4 separate regions of the Homo sapiens genome follow, and regions 2, 3 and 4 are each linked to region 1. A link is a contact called in ENCODE Hi-C or POLR2A ChIA-PET data. All regions are on one chromosome and are shown on one strand. Each heading gives the region's core, a stretch centred on a gene start or an enhancer-like site at or near the end of the contact. The rest is flanking DNA. Distances are from core to core; before and after follow the strand shown.

Region 1 (2,653 bases), core at 94-2,593:
TTTGTTAGTTTTTCTTATACATTGTTTTCTTAAAAAAACAGATGTCTATGTGCAAAATTTCATTAATGAGAGGTGTATTTTTTTTTTAAACTACTACAGGGTCTTCACTAATATTAAAGATGCATCCAATGTGTCACAAGAAAAGGAATACATATTTCAAAGCAGCCATATCAACATGATAAAGACATAACACAACCGATATCACCTTCCAGATATGCTTAATAGTCCAGGGATATGCTGTAAGGAGAAACTACCCAAATCCATCATGAATGACATTCACCAACGAATCTTAAACAGAATCGGCTGAAATGCAAAAATCTGCTTACATAGCAAAGCCGCAGCAGAGCAAGCCTAAAACAGGAATACTTCCTTAACAAATACCACTTGGCATTTTTAATGGCTGCAGCAAGATATTTACAAAACTAACGATGCTTTGCAGATTCAGAAAAGGTAACATCCTTTAGATATAAATCCCTTTCATCTGAAACCCTCAGGTCTCTTAACAAATACTAAATTCCTTAGGCTCTGCAACACCTCCGTGTCAGGTAAATTTTTTGTTAGTGATTAAGTGACTTGTTCAAGGTCACAGAATGAACTGGAGGCAAGAAATAAACCCAGGAGGGTGGTCTGCAGCTTTATAATGCACATCACTGCTAGTAAGGATTCTGATAATTTCCAAGGTGGAGTGGCGGTGAAATTAACTTGTCCCACAACTCTAGGATGGAAGGCACTTTTTAGGGGAAAAAAAAAAAATCTTCTATTTGAGGAAGTCATAGTTTTAACTCTGACAAGCTTATAGGGTCTTTAAACTCAAACTTCACTAAAATCAAGTGTGACTGGGGAAGAAGAGAAACTGGGAAACAGTTTTAGGAGCTACAGTAAGGCCTGGGATTGTAGGCAGATTGCAGAAAAAAAAAAAAACCGGAAGCAAGAGGAAAGAGGTCAAAGTCGGGTATAAGTGTCCAAGAGAACGGAAGATTGGTCAAAGCCACCTTTTAAAACCAAAAAAACACACGAAACTCGCTTGGCAATCCTAGGTAGATGGCGTAAAAGACTCAAGGTTGGGCCTTTCCTCTCCACAAGCTGATTCTACCTTTAGGAGTTGTCCCACTCCTCTCCGCGGACAGAGCTTGTCTCCGGGGTAACCAGCAGCTGGTGGAAGGAAAGGCGTTCATCGTTCACAGCGGACGACTTCCCAGAGAACAGGTGCTAGGGCCCAAGACCCGCACTCACCGTGACGCCGGGCGCGCTTCACTAACGCCAGCCTTCTCGCCAAATGCCCATCTCCCAAGAACTCGAGGGAGAATTAGCCTTGGCTACCAGGACGGAAGCCAGCCCAGCTCACCCCCTTTTCCCGATTTGCATTGCGAGGCGACGCGTCGCGTCTCCAGACGTCACGGCAGGGGCGGGGCTTCGCGTGCGCTCCCTTGACTCCTCTCTCTTCCACCGCCCTCCCCTTTTCGGTGAGGGCCGCGGGGCGAGGGATGGTCGAGGGAGGGTCGAGGAGGACGTTATGGGTGGGCGGTGGCGGCAAGGGCGGGGTTTCTCTGAGTCGGGTCAACATAGTTGGCCGGTCCCTTACCCCCCGCACTGCACCCTGCATTTCCGGGTTGCAAGGCGGCGCCTGGGCCTTGTTGTGGAAGAAGCAAGGTTGCTCTTGCGTCCCTTTACTACGTTATTTTCCTCCTCAGATTGGAAATTAGAAAAAAGGGGATTTAACGCCCCTCTATTTCTGGCTAAACATTCTCTGAAGCCAAGCCTTTGGTCAAAGAAAAACAAGTATTATCCTAAAACATATTTTATGTACAATTTTTAACGTCACTTAAAAGGCCCCGGCGAGGCTGGGCACGGTGGCTCACGCCTGTAATCCCAGCGCTTTGGGAGGCCGAGGCGGGCAAATGATGAGGTCAGGAGTTCGAGACCAGCCTGGCCAACATGGTGAAACCCCCGTCTCTATTAAGAATACAAAAAATTAGCTTGGCGTGGTGGCGTGCGCCTGTAATCCTAGCTACTCCAGTGGCTGAGGCAGGAGAATTGCTTAAACCCGGGGAGCGAAGGTTGCAATGAGCCGAGATCGCGCTACTGCACTCCAGCCTGGGCAGCAGAGCAAGACTCCGTCTGGTTGGGCGAAGGCCCCGTGTAATAGAAACGAAATGAGACGTCTGAACTTTCTCGCGAGCTGATCTTTGTACTCTCTTAGAGAAAGGTGATTGGATGCTCCGGTTGCCTGTAAACATAAAATTGACTTGGGTGGAGCTTTAGGCAGTAGTCACTAAGTCCTCAGGAACATTCCAGGTGTCTCAGGGATGGGAAATCTGGCTAGCGAGGTCTAGTAAATGCTTTAAGTGAAAGTGTGTGCCACATGGTACAGTGTACACTGCTCGGGTGATGGGTGCACCAAAATCTCAGAAATGACCACTAAAGAACTTTTCCATGCAACCTGTTCCTCCAAAACTACTGAAATAAAAATTTTTAAAAATAAAAAAGGATAAAATAAAGAAAGTGTGTTCAATGAATTTGTGATGAAGGCCAGGTTGCAGTGGCCCAGGCCTGTAATCCCAGCACTTTGGGAGGCTGAGGCAGGAGGATCCCTTGATCCCAAGAGACAGAGACCAGCTTGAGCAACAAAGGGAGACCCTCATCTCTACAAAAC
Region 2 (2,653 bases), core at 59-2,558, 1.8 Mb before region 1:
CACACCATCTTACTTAATTCTCATAACAATCCTATGAAGCAGATCCTATGAAGAAGCTTTTCCAGATAAGGAAACGGAGGATCCCAGACTCTAACCTGCAAAACAACTATGTACAGATTAACATCGAGTACCTTCAACTTTTCTCAGATAGAGAAGGCCCGGGACAGCAAGTGGAGGCTGGCTTCTCTGGGAGGGAGCAGGTACAGAGAGGTGGGGACAGCACCCAAGATTCTGCTTGGCGATGTTCTCGCAGCATCTGTAACTTTGATCTGCCTTCTCATTCTCTGCACAAACGCATGCAAGATCACATAGGAGGGAAAAAGGAGAAGGCTTGAGTTGGATCATCCACACCAAAGTCCAGAGCACTAGGGAGCCAGCCTGTCTGGGTCCAAATCCTGTCTCTCCCTCTTTCTTGGAGCATGCCCCCTGAGCAATTACTCAGTCTTTCTGTGCCCCAGTTTCCTCTTCTGTAAAGTGGGAATAAGTGTGCCCATTCAAGTTGACTCCTGTGAGGATTAAACAAGTGCAAATTAAAGCACTTAGAACAGTGCCTCTCACACTTCAGGCGCTTGCGGAGAGGGGATGCTTCAGTCTGACAGAAGTCGCTAAACGTGCATCCTGGCAGAACTGTGCCAGCCCTTCATTCTAAAGGGCAGGAGGTGGCCTCAGAAGTGAGAGGTCCGAGATGCCTGGGCGTGGGCTCAGAAGCCCCAGGTCTGAGCCTGCGCGCCCACTTGACCCACCGCCATCTCCTTTTGCCGCCCCCAGGCCAGGGACCTGATTCCTGCGTGAAGAAAAGAGAAAATAAGGGTGGGCCTCCTAATGCCGCAGAGACTCCGTCTGAGAACCCAGCAACTAGTTTTATTTTTGTATATTTAGATCAACAAACGAAGAGGGTTTCCGGTTCCTTGTTGGGGGAGCACCGTAGCTACCTGCGGCCAAGCCTCGTAGCCGTCTCCTCTCCCGTCCTCTCTCTGCCTGCAGGAGCCACGGGCCCGCAGCCCGCAATCAAGTCCCACAGAGCGGAGATCTGCACGAGAGGCTTGGGGATGGGAGGGCCATGTCGCGGGGGCCTCACCGGTCTCCCCAGAAGCGGGGAGTCCCGAGTTGGAATCCCGGCTTGGCCCTTCCCTCTGTGTGCGTCCTCGGGCAAATCACCCAGCATCCCTAAGCCACAGTTTGCCCGCTGGTAAAATGGGCGTCACACTCCCTGCCTCTCCCGGAGGAGAGAGGCTGACGCGGACATCGCACCAGGCACTGCGCCAGAGCGCGCGCCCAGGTGCGGGGTCTTGGGGCTCAGGCGCAGCAGCCGGGCCCGCAGCTGCTGGCGTCATCGCGGAGGGCGGGGCCGCGGGGCGGTGCTCGGGGCCGGGGACGGCTGCTGGAGCGGCGCCCGCCGCGGCTCAGCGCATTCCCGCTCTCCGCTTCCCTCTCCGCTGCGTCCCCGCGCGAAGATGGCAACCGAGGGGCTGCACGAGAACGAGACGCTGGCGTCGCTGAAGAGCGAGGCCGAGAGCCTCAAGGGCAAGCTGGAGGAGGAGCGAGCCAAGCTGCACGATGTGGAGCGTGAGTGCGGGCCGGGAGGCGGGCGGGGCAAGCCGGACCGGCTCGCCACTTCCCGGGCGGGGACGGCGGGGGCGGTGGGGGCGGTCGTGGCTGCGACGGGAGCCAGGCCCGCGCCACCGCCCGGGAGCAGGGCCCTGGGGCCCGGGCGCGCAGGTGAGGCGCGGGTAGCGGTCCCGATCCCCGGGACGCGCGGCGGTGGGGCCCTCGGAGGGTCCGGGCACCTGGCCGACCCCCGCCGCCAGCTAGCGGAGGACCGCGGGACTAGCTATCCTCATCACCTGCCTGGAAGCTGCGAACGGATCGCGTTCTTGCCCCTCCCATGCGGAGGGCAGGGGGTGGGGTGTCGGTGGTGACGAGCGAGCGCGGCGAGCCCGTGTAGGCGCGGCCTAGGAGAGACTCCTGTTTTGTTTTTTAATGCCCGTCTGGCTTTCTCCATCACTGTTGTATCTTTTCTCAGTTTTGCTTTTATGAGACTGCAATTTCAAAGCTCATTTTTCCAACCTCTCCCCTATCCTTGGGGCGGGGAGCTGGATGACGGAGAGAGAAGGGAAACGGAGGAGCTCACTAAATTCAACCGTTCAGTTCGTTTAAGGCTGTTTAAAAAGCTTTTGGATCGATGTGGTGGATTGGCATAAAAAAGCCATAGCGATCTTAAACTTGCATTCTTCACCACCACCACCGTAATTCAGAACTGGCTCTGTGATTTTTATGAGTGAGCGATTAAATAGCCAGGTTCAGCGGCTCTTGGCCAAAACAGCGTTCCTTTACTTTGTCAGAGGGCTCCTCCTCAGCAGAGCTTGGGCTGGGGGCCAGGCTTGGGGAAGTGGTTGTATCTGCTCACTTTTGAGCTCTGAGGGTGGCATCTCCCCTTTGCTGAGCACCTCCCACGGTGCCCTCCTGCACACCTTGACGTTGTTCTCCTGCCATTCCTAATCGATGCCACCCTTTACATTCTATGTGGAATGGAAAAATGGGGTTCGTGCTAGGGCCTTTACCTTTTGATCTCTGAAGATCACTTAAGAGAAGTGGATGACCTGGATCTAGCGTGTGCTGTGCTTTCCTAGGGGTCTTCTTTAAATAGGAGGCA
Region 3 (2,653 bases), core at 106-2,605, 1.3 Mb before region 1:
GGAATAACATGCAAGGTATGAAAGTAGGAACAAGGAGGCCAGTTTCAGAGGCTCTGTTTGGCAGGAATATGTAGAGTATACAGAATGAGTTATAGATGGGGTATGGTCAGACCATGAATAATAAAAATAGAAATAATAGCTTGAATGCCAATGTAGGTTTTTAGTAATGCTGTTGTCCCCAGAGAGCCATTGTAGGAGTTTTGAGTGGGATGGTGTTGTGGAAGCTTGCTCCTCTCCCATCCTTTCTCTCCTGAGCAATATTAGCTTTGCCTCTGTCCAGCACAGCAACATACCAAAACTTCAGCCAACGAATCAAACCCCCAGGCTCCGGACCTTCCTACAAGGTACCTCTTCTTGGAAAGCTGTCCAAAATAACACAGAAACCAGGCACTAGATGCTAGTAAATGTGTACCCACTCTGTGTATAATACAGTGTGTTGAAAGGGTGTTCAAGAGTAGACGGTGTTCAAATGAAGAGTACAGATAAGAGGTCTTTGGTGGTTATAATATTAATAGCAATACGGGGCAGGGAGATGCGATTTCAGGGTGTCAAAGAATAAACTGACGAAGAGAAGATGAATGCAGACAGTAAATTCCAACTACTGAGCCTGGAGAATGAATTGTATGTGGCCAGCCTTTCGAGGCAGCCAGGACTTAAATTGGCACTAGTGTACAAAGTGTGAAACCCGAACAACTAGGGGGGTTATTTTGAGGCCACCCATTAGGCCTTAGAAGCACTATCCCTCCTAGTGCAATGTTGAAAGGACTGGACTCTGAGGCTGTTGAGATGGACCTGGAGAAGCTGTCTGTGTGTGTTTGATGATCTTAAGTTTTACTGTGACGTGGACTTTGAGGTCACTGGGGTGGGGGGAGGGAAGTACCCTTGGCATTGGCAGAGCTGGAAGGTCTGTGCAAGCTGGCTCCTGCTGGGGAATCAATAAAGGAGGCAGAGCAACGCTTTTTTTTTTTTTCGCCGTGGCCAGGGCAGGGTTCTGCCAGGGCTCTATCGCCAATGGAGCAGGGGTCCACCTGGGGCCTAGGACGCCTGCAGATAGCCCTCTCTTAGCCCCAACGGCCGCGGGCTTCAGCGCTCCCCGGCTCCCTCGCTCTGCAGGGTCTTCCCGGTACCGGCAGGCCGCGGCGGGAGCTGCTTTCGCTCTTAACCTTGCAGGTGCGTGTGCCGCGGGCGCCCGGGGCAGGCAGGACGCAGAGGAGGAGGCGCCCGCCATGCCCGGCCTGCGGCTCCCCGCCTCGGCTTCCCGTCCGCCGCCCCCGCGGAACGGCCTGCTGCAGCCCCTGTGAAGAGGAAGAGGCGGCGGCGGCGGCGGAGGAGGAGGAGGCGCCGCCCCCTTGGCAAGCTCCCCGACCCGGCGGCCTCGGCAGGACCCATGGCGGATTCCTCGCCCGCACTGTCCCTGCGGGAAGGCGGCCCCCGCGCGCCGCGGCCCTCGGCCCCCTCGCCGCCGCCGCGCTCGCGCTCCGGCTCCGAGTCCGAGGAGGCCGAGCTGTCGCTGAGCCTGGCCCGCACCAAGACCCGCTCGTACGGCAGCACCGCCAGCGTGCGGGCGCCGCTGGGCGCCGGCGTCATCGAGCGCCATGTGGAGCACCGGGTCCGCGCGGGCGACACGCTGCAGGGCATCGCGCTCAAGTACGGTGTCACGGTGAGCAGGGCGCGCCGCCGCGGCCCGGGCTGGCAGCTACCGCGCAGGAGGCGGTGCGGCTCGGGGTGCGGTGGGGGTGGGGGTGGGACTGCGGGTGGGGGTTTGGGGGATGGGGAGTCGCAGGGACGGCCGTGCGTCCCCGGGCGGCTCGGCTCCCAGGGCTCGCTCAGCGCGCGCTGCTGGCCACCGCAGTGGTCGCCAAAGCTGGTCCTGCAGCGGGAGGGGCGGACCGCCAGGGCTCCCTCCCTAGGTAGCTGCATCGAGTTCCCGGTGCCCCGCCCAGGCTCAGACTAGATCTGTCGCGTGAGGGAGGCCGAAGAGGACTAGGGCTTTGGCATCCCCGTGAACCACCTTCACCCAATTTGCAGGCCCCATCACACTACTCTATATTTACGCAAAGCCCAACTGAGGTGAATTTTGTTGTCTGTGAAAACAAGCTCCGTGATGAGTCAGGAATGGTGCAGTTGTTCCTACTGGGTGGTTCTGGTTCTATCGATTATGCTTCTTTATGTAGAAGTGAAATTACACCCTCTGGGCTCACTGGCAACCGCGAATGTGACACCTGTCGCTAAGCAGCAGCCAAGAACTGTGGTGAGCTGGAGGGCTGCGTTTATTACAAATTTATAAGTGTGTGTGTCTTGGGTGTATAGCATTACACCTCTGGGAAGAACATGGAAACCTGAGGGAACAAATTGTTTCATTAAAATTACTTATAATTAACTGTGAGCTATGTGATGGCCTTTTTACATTTGGGATCTGTATCAGTTTTCAGTGTTCTTTCCTGAAGCACCTTAGACAGCAATGGGAAGAAAGAGGATCTTATCTATATCTTTCCCTTAAAGTGAAACTCTTTCTGGCCCTTTACCGAATGAAGGAGCATCAGTATGAAGGAGAATGTATTTTGCATATTTAAGCCGGTATATGTTTACCTATCAGGTCCTTCTATCTTTGAAATATTTTGAAAGGGACCTTGCTGTGCAGTCATGTATTGAC
Region 4 (2,653 bases), core at 82-2,581, 1.3 Mb after region 1:
AAATCATGCTTCTTTCTGGTAACTAAAGACACACTGTTTGCTGGTTTAAGGATGAAAGAACATTTTCAAGTTGTAGTAAAGTATAATATCATCAACTGACACACGGTGGTAATAAACCACCAAGTAGGAAGAGCTTAAGGACTTGATGCCAGAGAAAAAAACTAACAGAAAAAAACTGAAAACAGCAAAGGCAGAGGGCCGGGCGCGATGGCTCACGTCTGTAATCCCAGCACTTTGGGAGGCCAGGGTGAGCGGATCACTTGAGCTCAGGAGCTCGAGACCAGCCTGACCAACATAGAGAAACCCCATCTCTGATGAAAATACAAAATTAGCCGGGTGTGGTGACGCCTGCCTGTAATCCCACCTACTCAGGAGGCTGAGACAGGAGAATCGCTTGAACCTGGGAGGCGGAGGTTGCGGTGAGCCAAGATGGCGCCACTGCACTCCAGCCTGGGCAACAAGAGCAAAACTCCGTCTCAAAAAAAAAAAAAAAAAGAAAAAGAAAAAGAAAAAAGAAAGGAAGGAAGAAAGAAAAGAAAAGAAAAACAGCAAAAGCAGAGAGTCAGGAAAGCCCTTCGCTAATGTAGCAGGTGACAGACTTCATTTTATGAGACCTCAGCCCCATTAGTCAGAACGAAGTATTTCTACAAAGTACCTGTAACTGAAAAGATCCTCCCCGAGACATCACTAAACTATTAGTTACTGTGTAGCTAGGGACTGCCAGCAAATTAATTCCCTAAGTGACAGTTCAGAGATTCTCGTGTTTTTGTTTTGTTTTGTTTTAAAGAGGATGCAGACACCAAGAAGGTTTTTGTGTTTGTTTTCAATTAATATTTAGAAAGAAGACTTTTAAAAAGCAGTATCAACTGGCATGCGAGACAAAGAGAGGAGTTCAGTGTGGATATGGGCATTTCTGCTGAAGCCCAGTAGAAAGAGTACACTAATTACAACAAGAAAAGGAAAAGAAGAATCTGCATGGATGAAGAAAAAAACATACAACCCTTCGTAGTAGTCAAGGTAGAATGTGTTTGCGGCGTGATCTTTTTTGCAAGCCCAGCCACGTGTCCTTATAGAATCCCAAGGGTTCCACTTGCTCCCCGGGACCAAAAGCAGCGCCCCAAGGGAGGAGCCAAGTGCTGTGGACCCGATCTACACGTAGCCAACCCAGCAGATCCCAAAGCCCGGCGTCTCCTCTCCCCCACCTAGGATGTTCTGCCACCTGGACCCGACGCGTAGCAGGGCTCTCTGTAGCCATATTTCGCTAGATCCTTCTTTCTCCTGTAGTTTCAAGTGTCTAAGCAAAGCTCCCAGAGCAATCACGAGACTTCTGTGACAGGAGCCGTTTTCTTCCGGGAGATAAACAGCTCCCGCCCTGCGGAAATCCTGCAGCTTCGCTGAGGTGGCTGCTTCCAATCGGCCCCTCCTCTGGCTCCTCCTCCCTGGACTCAGCCAGGGTTCCCTCCAAGCAGCAGTCAGGTACAGCCTCCGTCCTGCTCTTAGCTCCCAGGGAGGGACTAGGGCCTCGCAGGAGCCCCTGCGCAGAGCACGTGCGAAGCTGACTAGTGAGGTTTTCTTTTTGCGCCCTGTGGATGTCAGAGAACAGTGTCATAACCTGGCGCCCTACATACACCTAGTTTCTGATCTGTCTCGGGCTGCGTTTTTTTGTTTGTTTGTTTGTTTTTTAGTTATGGTTTTGGTCTTTATTGTTCAGCAGCTACTCCCCAAACAACACTAAAATGTTTAGCTATTGCTTCTTTGCGGATTACTTCCAAATCAAGCAACATAAAATTGATGTATCACTTGATTTAAATAGATTTGCATTTATTTACAGGTTAGAGGCATTGGTGGGCCTTCCTAGAACACAGTAGTGAAAAGACGGAAACACATGCCTTTTAATGTGCAAGACCCCTTAGCATCCAGTTAAACCTCTTCATTTTTCACTTATCTAGAGAAATCCTAGATGCCCTATCAAAAGTACACTATCCCTAGTACATCACTAACTTTTCCTTCCTTCATAGTTCTCCTATTTGCTTATGTATTTATTGTGTCTCTCACCACCTCCATCATCACTACCACTAGAAAGCAACTGGGGGCAGGCAGATTGGTTTTTAATGAATAGGTAAGATAAACTGAATGAACGACGAAAGGTGAAATGATGTGCCTGAGGTCACAGTGATCATTGGGAACAAAACTGGAATTAAAATTCAGATCTATTAACTCTCAATCTAGTGCACTTTGCACCTCAGAAATATTGAGATTAAACCCAAGCAAAGACAGCTAGCAATAAACCCATTCCAAAGTTTCCTGATTAAGGAAGTTTGAGCCAACATGCCCAACACACTAGGGGTAGTAGCATAACTCAGAGAGATTCGATAAGTTGTATACATCAGTAAGTTACTGCTCCAGAATTTCTATATGTATATGCATACTTTGTCTCCATGTTTCCTTCCCCCTTCTGTATACATGTATACAGGAGGAAGGGGGAAGGAAACATGGAGACAAAGTGTGAATGGACAATAAAGCATAGCCAAAGAGTGGCAGCCCCTTGGCACCCCGTTGGGTTATTACTGTAAATGATACATCAAAGAAACAAAGTTACTCTGGTCTCAGGGCAGCTTTCTCACTATTATTTCAGTCCCTCTTTATCATTTTC

Evidence for each region. Hi-C counts contacts between places; a loop is a spot of excess contacts on that map. ChIA-PET counts read pairs that join two places held with the same protein, here RNA polymerase II (POLR2A). Pooled maps may share reads with other maps.
Region 2: a pooled map shows a loop between it and region 1 (14-fold over the local background). The contact joins the promoter of CERNA1 here to the promoter of USP8 in region 1. A Hi-C loop is called at or near these places in 4 of 50 pooled maps. POLR2A ChIA-PET finds 5 or more read pairs at or near these places in 2 of 52 experiments (CD8-positive, alpha-beta memory T cell and activated T-cell).
Region 3: a map of CD8-positive, alpha-beta T cell shows a loop between it and region 1 (5-fold over the local background). The contact joins the promoter of LYSMD2 here to the promoter of USP8 in region 1. A Hi-C loop is called at or near these places in 2 of 168 maps with a recorded cell type or tissue (CD8-positive, alpha-beta T cell and naive thymus-derived CD4-positive, alpha-beta T cell) and 8 of 50 pooled maps.
Region 4: a loop to region 1 is called in a map of naive thymus-derived CD4-positive, alpha-beta T cell, with 13 times the contacts of the local background. The contact joins the promoter of GALK2 here to the promoter of USP8 in region 1. A Hi-C loop is called at or near these places in 2 of 168 maps with a recorded cell type or tissue (CD8-positive, alpha-beta T cell and naive thymus-derived CD4-positive, alpha-beta T cell) and 10 of 50 pooled maps. POLR2A ChIA-PET finds 5 or more read pairs at or near these places in 1 of 52 experiments (naive thymus-derived CD4-positive, alpha-beta T cell).

What each region holds. Positions count from the first base shown.
Region 1 is chr15:50,423,095-50,425,747 of GRCh38, reverse strand. It overlaps USP8 (ubiquitin specific peptidase 8), which reads right to left and starts at 1,343. Exons shown (of 20, transcript NM_005154.5): 1 at 1,234-1,343. RefSeq lists enhancers at 1,096-1,485, 1,524-2,520 and a silencer at 1,596-1,645.
Region 2 is chr15:52,178,681-52,181,333 of GRCh38, reverse strand. It overlaps CERNA1 (competing endogenous lncRNA 1 for miR-4707-5p and miR-4767), which reads right to left and starts at 1,308. Exons shown (of 3, transcript NR_102751.1): 1 at 933-1,308; 2 at 132-284. It overlaps GNB5 (G protein subunit beta 5), which reads left to right. Exons shown (of 13, transcript NM_016194.4): 3 at 1,455-1,566. RefSeq lists enhancers at 778-867, 691-1,192 and a silencer at 1,238-1,897.
Region 3 is chr15:51,736,357-51,739,009 of GRCh38, reverse strand. It overlaps LYSMD2 (LysM domain containing 2), which reads left to right and starts at 1,355. Exons shown (of 3, transcript NM_153374.3): 1 at 1,355-1,660. The coding sequence starts at 1,388. RefSeq lists silencers at 1,037-1,476, 1,487-1,626, 1,697-1,906.
Region 4 is chr15:49,168,925-49,171,577 of GRCh38, reverse strand. GALK2 (galactokinase 2) reads right to left here and starts at 1,331. Exons shown (of 10, transcript NM_002044.4): 1 at 1,203-1,331. The coding sequence starts at 1,255. MIR4716 (microRNA 4716) reads left to right here and starts at 2,425; the gene lies at 2,425-2,508. RefSeq lists enhancers at 1,144-1,383, 1,015-1,919.